Linked DNA regions of Mus musculus: region 1 is linked to region 2. A link is a loop called in an ENCODE intact Hi-C map of the cell type or tissue named here. Cell type or tissue: gastrocnemius. All regions are shown on one strand. Each heading gives the region's core, and the rest is flanking DNA. Links, peaks and the distances in the headings are about the cores only.

Region 1 (4,381 bases), core at 315-4,314, 510 kb after region 2:
GTGGATGAGCTGAGCAGCAGACACCGTTTATTCTTCAGCTAAGAAAGTTATGTATCACATCTCAGACACCATTTCAACAGGGACTAAACACCTAAAAGAGCAGAGACGGTGACGAAGCAGGGAGGCAGACCTACCAACTCCTGTACTGAAACCCTCCAGGGATGTCTTTAATTGGAACATATGGTAATTTGCATGCTCACTGTAGAAGGCACATGTAACTACAGTAAATGTTGCTTTAGGAAATTTAAAGTCTGGCACAAATGTAGAAAATACCAACACCCTGTGCCTACCAAAATTCTTCTTGTTAGTCAAATGCCTTGCGTCCACAAAACAGCCAGAAACCCTGCACCAGAGAGCCTCAACATCCCACTGGGTTCAGAGAGTAAGCGGAAGCTCTCAAGGCAAGGCCTGCTCAGGGGTGCGGATAGGGGTGCGGGTAGGGGTGCGGATAGGGGTGCCTCAGAAGTTTAACTCCAACTCTAATCAATACTTTTCTAAGTAAAAAAAACTCATTTGGCAGAAACCTCTGTCTGAAATTAAGGGCCTTGTTAATGTAAATTACTCTAGTGAGAAGCCTTAAAGCACACAGCATTTCTATGGAGGAATCATCTGACCTGATTTGAACTTTGGCAAGGGGTTAGAGAATGGCTAGGAGCACTGGCTGCTCTTTCAGAGGACCCAGGTTCAATTCCCAGCAGCTACATGACAACTCTCAGCCATTTCCAGGCCTAGGTGATCTGATGCCAATTTCTGGCCTCTGTGAGCACCAGGCACATATATGTTGTACACATGATGGCAAAACATCCCCACATAAAAATAAACAAACAAACAAACAAGTTATTAAGTAAAAAAAAAAAAACATTGCTTTTGCTGATAGGAAATTATTATAACATATAGTCCTAAAAATACATTACTACTAGTAAATGTGTGGCTTACCCAAGAGCAAAGCTGTATTCCCAGGATAATGCTCCTTATGCCATGGCCATCAAAGAGCAGTCTGAATGGATACAGAGAGAGAATGCATTTCTCAGTCTTGCTTTAAATTAAATCACACTCAGTTCTGAAAGGAAAAATCACATTGAAAACTTAAGGTGCTGGAGCTTGTCCTCTTCTTCCACCACCTGGGTGCGGGGGATCAAACCTAGGCTGTCAAACTGGGCAGTGTGAGCAGGGTCAGGCTATTTAGTACCTCTCCCCCATCTTGGCTGAACTGTGAGACAATTCCTGAACTAAAGTGTTGTGCTTCTATAGATTCGTCTTGCTTTCCTGCCTGGTCAAACCCAGGAATGGCCAGCCAGGAAAGATGCGTACTGAGTACCTAAAGGTCTGCTTAGTAACAAGTGACTACTCATCCGTTACTCCCAGCAACAACCAACTCCAGAGCCAAAGAACAGAGACAAAGAGAAACTTGTCAATTTCCATCCCTCCTCCACTCCTCTAAACCACTAAGGGACCGTCTGCCACAGTTCTCCTCCTCCCCTCTCCATCACTAAGGGACCGTCTGCCACAGTTCTCCTCCTCTCTACATCACCAAGGGACTGTCTGCCACAGTTCTCATGCTCTCCTCAGACCCTGCCACACTAGTGTCTACATTATCTGTGCAGTTCATGGCTCTTCTAGAACATGTTACCCCAAAGAATAATCTGCCTCGGTGCTTCTCCCTCTCGATCTCCAAACCTTTCATAATGGCATGGAAACCCTGGAGAAAGCTCCCTGAAGTAGGTTGCTTCCGGGGACGGCCTCCATTTCCCACCGGTTCTCCCAGTGGTCCATCCATTTTTTGCCCCTTTCCCCAAAACCTCAACACTGGGCCAGAGTGCTCTGGTCAGGCCCTGCTGCCTTTAAAGCAGCCGAGAGTCTAAGGACACTTAGTTTCCTCAGTTTACTGTTAATGATATGTGTCACACCCCTGGAAGGGAGGGACTTCTGCTGGGGAAAGAAACCGTGGCAGCACGTTGTCTAAGTCTGTAAAAATTTTGAGGCCCACTCTGAGGGTTCTGGTGAGCTAATAGCTAAGCAGCCCTGCAGGAGCACTCAACTCCTTACAGTTCAGAAGGTCAGCTGATTTTGCCAGCTGGAGCTGGCAGCCATACAGAAAACCCAGCTCTTGGGAGGTGGAAGTACCATGGGCTACACTAGACAGGATGTATGTTGCAGTTTTAACAGCTGTGGCTACTGAGGTCATGACTGAAGCACTCCTGGCACGATGAATGTTTCTGATGACACAAAGGATGACTCCACTTGGAACAACTAGAGATGCAACTAAGGGACCGTCGTCTGCTATAGTTCTCCTCCTCTCCTCACACCACTAAGGGACCGTCTGCCACAGTTCTCCTCCTCTCCTCTCCACCAATAAGGGACCTGCTACAACTCTGAAGCAGACAGTATTCAAAGAGCAGGGCTCGGATTGTCTCGGAGAGCCATCCCTTTCCTGGGCACTTTAACTGATGGGTCTTTGTTTATGTTTTTCTGATTTTAAGACCAATTGAATGTGCACTGATTTTATTCTTTAAACCTCTAAGTCAAAGTGTTTTTAATTAGGATAAAGAAACACAGTGCTGGGAATGAATTCTGCTCCAGGCACTGTTTCTTTTCTTGGTGAACAGAAAACACTTGATGGCATCAAGAGTCAATGAAACACAACAATAAGTCAACTGTTAGGCATATTACAAAGCTTGAAGCCAGGCATGTGGGCAAAAGTCTCTAATTCCAGCATTCAGGTGGTAGAGGCAAGAGTATCTCAGAGTTTGAGGCCATCCTGTCTGTATAGAGAGATCTTGTCTCAAAAAACCAAACCAAACCAAACTAAACCAAACAAAAAAACCAAATGCTGGGGAAATGACCTTAAGGCAGGTAAGTTTTATAAAACAGAAACAAACAAACAAAGCCAAAAAAAAAAAAAAAAATCCAAGAAAACTAAAAAGGCCTAGCCTGTGAAAAAAGACCAGAACACTTTCTACTCTAATAAGGAGTATCTTTCCAGTTTTACAAGCTCTTGGCATGTCAAAGGTAATGTGTTTCTCAAGCTGCCCCTCAGTAGATCTCTGCACTGACTCCAGAGGGGCCGGGAGGGAGGGGAAAACTGCTGCTACAAGATTGAAAGGAACTCCACATCAGCTGAACCTGCTGCTGGGAAGGGCTTGGCTTGCATTGCTACAAAGGATTCAACTAAATGTTGCAAACCAGAGTTAGTTATGTAGCATTCACACTGTTGTGCACAAACCATTTCTAGAACGTTCTTTCCATCTCTTAAAACTCTGTATCCACTGAGGCAGCCTACTTGACTCAGGCACTTGATAAAATATGTTTCATCTCCTGTCTATTCCAGATACACTCCACTCCAAAAGTTTCAGTGTTCCTCCCTATGGTGTCTCTGTCTCAGACAATACTTTGGAAACAAGCAGGGAATGGATTCCTATTAGGTTTCTAAGTTCTTCAGTAAACTGCTCCTAGAACTCTGCTACTGTGCTAAGTTAAGGGTCTCAGAGGCAGATGGAAGTCTAGTCCTTCCTAAGCCTGTAGATGCTGGCCTGGTTAAACAGAGCAGCTCCAAACAGCCCTGGAGGCCACCCAGGGTTTCTGGAAAGAGCAAAGAGTTGTGGAGACCTGCGCAAACCACTGCCTAGATCCTGAGATGGGCCTTCACCGTGAAAGCAGTAGCTCCTGACACTTTATTAGGTTTGGTGACACTTGTCAGAACTGAGACCAGACTGTGATCGGGCCACTGGTAATGGTGCCCGGCCAGGGGAGTTTTACAGGGTCATGAGTCACCTTCCATGGCTCAGAGGTCCAGGCAAGGCCCGCCCTGCCTAAACAAACTCAGTTGGGAAGGAGAGAACAAGAACACAACATTGGCAGAGAGAGAGAGAGAGAGAGAGAGAGAGAGAGAGAGAGAGAGACAGACACACACACACACACACAGAGAGACAGACAGACAAATGACCAAGAAGTCAGTGTGACTTTCGGGCCCTGAACCAGAGGGCGGCCCGAGGGGGCAGAAGCAGAGTCAAAAAACACTGAGGCAAGGGAGGAGACAGAGGTAAAGACAAAGTCCAAAGGTTGTCACCACCAAAGATGCAAAGTATAAACTCCAGCTGACAAGAGGCCAGGTGAGGACAAAACAGGTGACAACGGTCTGACAAAGAGGCGAAACTCAGGGCAGCGAGGTTCTCCTTCGCGGCGTCGGTTCGTGCGTGGGTGGCTCGACCCGGAGGTCGCCCCGGGGGCGGATTCTCCAAGAGCTCCAGGCGGCGGTGCACCTGCCGCGGGGTGACCTTGGCCAAGAGGTCGCCCGGGAGGCCGCAGGACTCTAAGCCGGGGCGCCGGGGCTTCGGAGTCACTCGCGCCGTCCCGCATCACCGCCGTCGGAGGGAGAGCAGTG
Region 2 (4,381 bases), core at 158-4,157:
GGTTAGTGGTAACTGGTTATGGTTTTTCAGCCTTTTTGTTTTGTTTTGGTTGGCTCTCTGCATTCCCTTCCTGAGTTCTTGCTTTCTCACCCTGCCCTCAGTGACTGGGTTAGGGGCTGTCTGAGCACATGCAACATTTTATTTCCTGGTGCAACTGAGGCTATTTCTGCAGACAGGATCTCTATAGCTCAGGCTAACCTGGACTCACAGTGTAGCCCTCTATAGCACTGAACCTGGGGCAGTCTTCTTGCCTCAGCCTCCCAGAGGCCAAGATCACAGGTATAAGCCACCACACCTAGTTCTCAAGGCTTTAAAAGAAAAAAAAAAGTATTCAGGTAAAACATCCTTGTAGAATGGAGAAAATAAGGGAAAAGCCCATAGATGTAAGGAGCTGGAAGGGGCCACAGCCACAGTGACTGAGGTCCAGCAGGGAAAGAAACCATCAGGTAGTGCCACACACGCATCCTGCGAGGAAGGGCACTCCCAGGGCTGGGAAGGCAGAGTTACCCAGGGTGCAAAAGGGGAGCCGAGGAGCCCGAGAGAATACGCTGAGCCTTACCAGACACATCTGGTACTCCAGGCGTTTTCGAGCCTCCTCACTGGGTTTCCGCTTCCGAAAGAAGAGGGGCATCCTCCGGTGTGAGCTCTTCTGGACCCTAGAGGACGGCAGAGAGATCAGCGCCTGGGAACTTGCACTGCGTCCGACCTGCAGACAGGCAGCTCAGCAGTGCAGCAGCTGTCTGCAAGACTGTGCGTTCCATGTGGGCCGGGCTGTCTACCTCATCCAGCTGGGCCCTGAGCCCACACGACAGAGCCCAACACTTTGTTTTACTGACAAAGCAAAGCCTAGAGTAGAAAGAACAGAACACGCCAAGTACTCTGGGCTCGACCTACTTTGCCACTGCCCCTCTGCGGCGCCGGCATCACCCTCCCAGTGCTAAGCGTTTCCCCCACCAAGGGAAGATTCCCCCAGGTGCCTTCCAAGGATGTTCTCTGAAGACTCTGGACAGACTCAGCTGATGAGTCACTTCCAGCTCTGGAAATTGTCAGGATGGAACCATCAAGACCAAACTGGAGGTAGCCGTGACTTGGGGGAACTCAACTATATCAATACTAGAGAGATCTATGAGTTAAGCAAAAATCAAAATGCAATCTTCAGGCACCTTAGCAGGCTTCCAGCTACTGCTCATTTGGTTCTCCTTACAGCCCCGTGGAGAATCCGATGCTGAGTAAGGTCATTCATCTGGTGATATGACCTGGGTTGTAGAAACACCAGGCTGGGACACTTGCCTTTCAAGTCCTGATCCTGTGCCGCTTGCACGGCTCCTTGGACCTCCCAGTTTAGCCAAGTTAATCATTGTGTCCTGAATTCAGTAGCTGGCTGCCCATAGCTGGCTGCAACTTCCAGTGCTGTCTAAGGGCCAGCAATAGGAAGGACATAATCATTTGGAGGAAGTGTGTAACTCACGGCATGGGCTCTGACACCTAAGACATTAGCTGTGTCACTTTGTGTCACTGGTCGGAGCCGGTTTCCTCATTTGTAATATGGAGCAATGTTGCCAATGCTGGCCTCTGTGGGGTCAGTGACTTCATGTATGTCAGGTCTATGCCATAGACTCTGCCACAGGGTACCACACACATGACAAATGCACTCAGGTACTATTACAGTTGCTAAGGAGAAGAGGGCTGGAGGAGCCTTGCAGTAGAGGACACATGTGGTCCTGAGGGATTTCAGGTCTCCATTTGTGGGCGTGGGCTGTCAGAGGAGGTTGCTGGGCCTGCAGGGCCTGCTCAGGACTCTCCGCACTCAATTGCAGCACTCCTGAGAGACAGCTCCCTCCATCCCTATCTGATGGCCACGACTTAAATCCCTTACAGATGGCTCACTAATGACTAGCCTCCCTCGCCCCCATCCTCCAGATCTACATTTCCAAATACCTTCTTCAATGACTATCTCTGCCAATTCCCCCTCCCTCACCGTTCTCAGCAGGGCTCGTTCAGTTCTGGTTTGAACTTTCCTGATGGTCCAGCTTGGCTGGGAAGAACCACACCCATCCTTCCCTGGCAGGGCTGGCCAGCGGCTAACCTGGCTCTGTGGATGGGGAGGTCCTCCACCGATGTTCCGATTCTTGGGTGGACCTCAAGGTAGGCCAGTCACTCCGAAGACTTGGCCACAGATACAAACCATTGGCCCCCAAAAGCTGAGCTGGTGTCCGGTCTCCTTCAAACATAGAAGTGAGCACCGAAACTTTAAATTTCAGAAAGACACGCAACTCAGGATGACAAAGTCTCGAGATTCTAGAAACCAAGGAATTGCAGAATTAAAGACTCGTGATTAGACTCGAATAGTTTGTTTCTGTAACTAACATGCACATACCGCAAACAGGTTAGGAGGGTACTAGGGTGGCACTGGTACTAGGGTCGCTCAAGTCAGGTGCAGATCCCTTAGGGGAGGGGCGGGGCCCTGGGCTGGGTCCCAGGGGCTCCAGAGTCACCGTCAAGAGAAGGGAACGTGGACCAGGAACCAGGACCTCTGGTGCAGCCCTACTCTGTTGCCCAGGCAAGGTGCTCCGAACATTTACCCCTTCCGAATCCCGAGCTCACCCACAGACCAAGCTCTGCAGTCCTCTGCCGCAGACGCCTGCCCATAAGAAACAGGGCGACCAGGGTGTCGCCCAGAGACTGGGTGGGGCCAGCGGTTCTCGCGAGAGCTGAGCTTTTCCGCCTATATCCGGCGTGGGCGGAGCAGGATCCGTCTTTTCGGCTTTCGGCTCGGAGGAGGCAACGGTGCAACTTTCTTCGGTCGTCCCGAATCCGGGTTCATCCGACACCAGCCGCCTCCACCATGCCGCCCAAGTTCGACCCCAACGAGGTCAAAGTCGGTGCGTGCCCTCGCCGCGCCCGGGTGCTGTCCCGGGGCCTGGCGGGTCTCCCTTGGGCCTTGGCTGCCACGTGTGTAAGAGGGGAGGGAGCCCGACGCTCTGGCGGCCCGTGCGCCTTAGGGTAAGGCCTGGCCCGGGACATCTGAAGCCCGACGGCAGCGCGCAGGGCGGCCTGCGCCGCAGAGGTTCTGATTTTGCTTTTTCTTCAGTGTACCTGAGGTGCACCGGAGGCGAGGTCGGCGCCACATCCGCCTTGGCCCCGAAGATCGGTCCTCTGGGTCTGGTAAGTCGTCGCTCCCGAGCCGTAGACCTCTAACGTGCATGCTGTTTGGCCTGTAGATGTGTTCTGTCCCCGTGGAGGGCAGAAGAGGCCACCATGTCCCTGGTGCAGGCCGGGATGTGGGTGCTGGGACTTGGGACGCAAAGGAAAACTGAGATAACACGTGCACGGAGGCTCGTGCCACAGCCCGGTTGAGGCAGCCATTGGACTTGCTTAAATCCACTAGCCTCCGTGGGTAACGCACGGGAACCTAGTGTTTAAAGCTCCGAGGGTTCCCCATTGCAGCAGAAAGTGTTTTGCTTTGTTAGCCCTTACTGCAGAGTTGTCTTAGTGAAGAAGGATGTGGAGCCATTGTGGGCAGGCTCCTGTGGGACGGTGAGGAGGGCTGGCGGTGAGCTTGAAGGTCCTGGCTTCAACTTTGGGCACATGGTAACGAATGCTATTATTTCTACAGTCTCCGAAGAAAGTTGGCGATGACATTGCCAAGGCTACCGGTGACTGGAAGGGTCTCAGAATTACAGTGAAACTGACCATCCAGAACAGACAGGCCCAGGTATTTACATTGCTTGCTGTGGGGGGTTGAGGGAAGGGTTGAGATAGCAGCCCTCAGGAATCATGGGTCTTGGCAAAGATTTCCCTGTCCCGGTGAATCGGATTTTATCCTTGTGGGAGGGCTATACGACAGGGTTCACTGTAAGTCAGTAGTAGGTGCCAGGGTGCAGGAGTCCGCCATGCTAGGGATTCAACTCTGGAGGTGAGGCCAGCAGGAAGCACCTTAGCTAGCCGAGCTGTTTTTTCGGGGCCCTTTAGCGTGTCTGGTGGTGGTTGGTTTTCTGGGCTGTGTTCACATCAAGTCTCTTTGCAGATCGAGGTGGTGCCTTCTGCCTCAGCCCTGATCATCAAAGCCCTCAAGGAGCCACCGAGAGACAGGAAGAAGCAGAAGAACAGTGAGTCGGCCCCACTCCCTGGGTTTCCGCTGCAGTGTGCTACTCAGCTGTGTCGACCCCTTTCTTGGGACCTAGGGGTGGAATGAGATCACAGTAGGCGTCTGTTGTCTGTTCCCTTTCCTGGGTGCAGAAATGAAACAGTGCCTCAGGGGTTTAACTTTATCTGTTTCCATCCCTAAAATCGTGTTAGGGCTGCTGGTGAGGACTTGCTTGTGCCCCAGCCACCCGCCACTGCACCTGACCAGTATTGTTGGCTGGTGCAATCCAGTGGT

What was found. Hi-C counts contacts between places; a loop is a spot of excess contacts. Peaks named below come from ENCODE experiments on the same cell type or tissue, not always from the same donor. Only the 100,000 strongest peaks of a DNase experiment are listed, where the experiment ranks them.
Region 1: it touches region 2 in a loop (6-fold over the local background); 1 of 42 quality-filtered maps calls a loop at or near these places.

The regions. Positions count from the first base shown.
Region 1 is chr2:33,463,978-33,468,358 of GRCm38, forward strand. Zbtb43 (zinc finger and BTB domain containing 43) reads right to left here. Exons shown (of 3, transcript NM_001025594.1): 2 at 937-997. Among named protein-coding and RNA genes, the nearest start is that of Zbtb43, 2.4 kb to the right of the region's middle. In gastrocnemius, for the core only: no CTCF peak of the experiment used is centred there; a DNase peak (open chromatin) is centred at 2,088; H3K4me3 peaks cover 1,921 bases; H3K27ac peaks cover 2,406 bases.
Region 2 is chr2:32,958,958-32,963,338 of GRCm38, forward strand. It overlaps Lrsam1 (leucine rich repeat and sterile alpha motif containing 1), which reads right to left and starts at 2,684. Exons shown (of 26, transcript NM_199302.3): 1 at 2,605-2,684; 2 at 2,087-2,298; 3 at 560-656. The coding sequence starts at 631. It overlaps Rpl12 (ribosomal protein L12), which reads left to right and starts at 2,755. Exons shown (of 7, transcript NM_009076.3): 1 at 2,755-2,882; 2 at 3,092-3,165; 3 at 3,617-3,715; 4 at 4,028-4,109. The coding sequence starts at 2,846. It overlaps Snora65 (small nucleolar RNA, H/ACA box 65), which reads left to right and starts at 4,344; the gene lies at 4,344-4,381. In gastrocnemius, for the core only: no CTCF peak of the experiment used is centred there; DNase peaks (open chromatin) are centred at 1,870, 2,010 and 2,704; H3K4me3 peaks cover 2,389 bases; H3K27ac peaks cover 2,556 bases.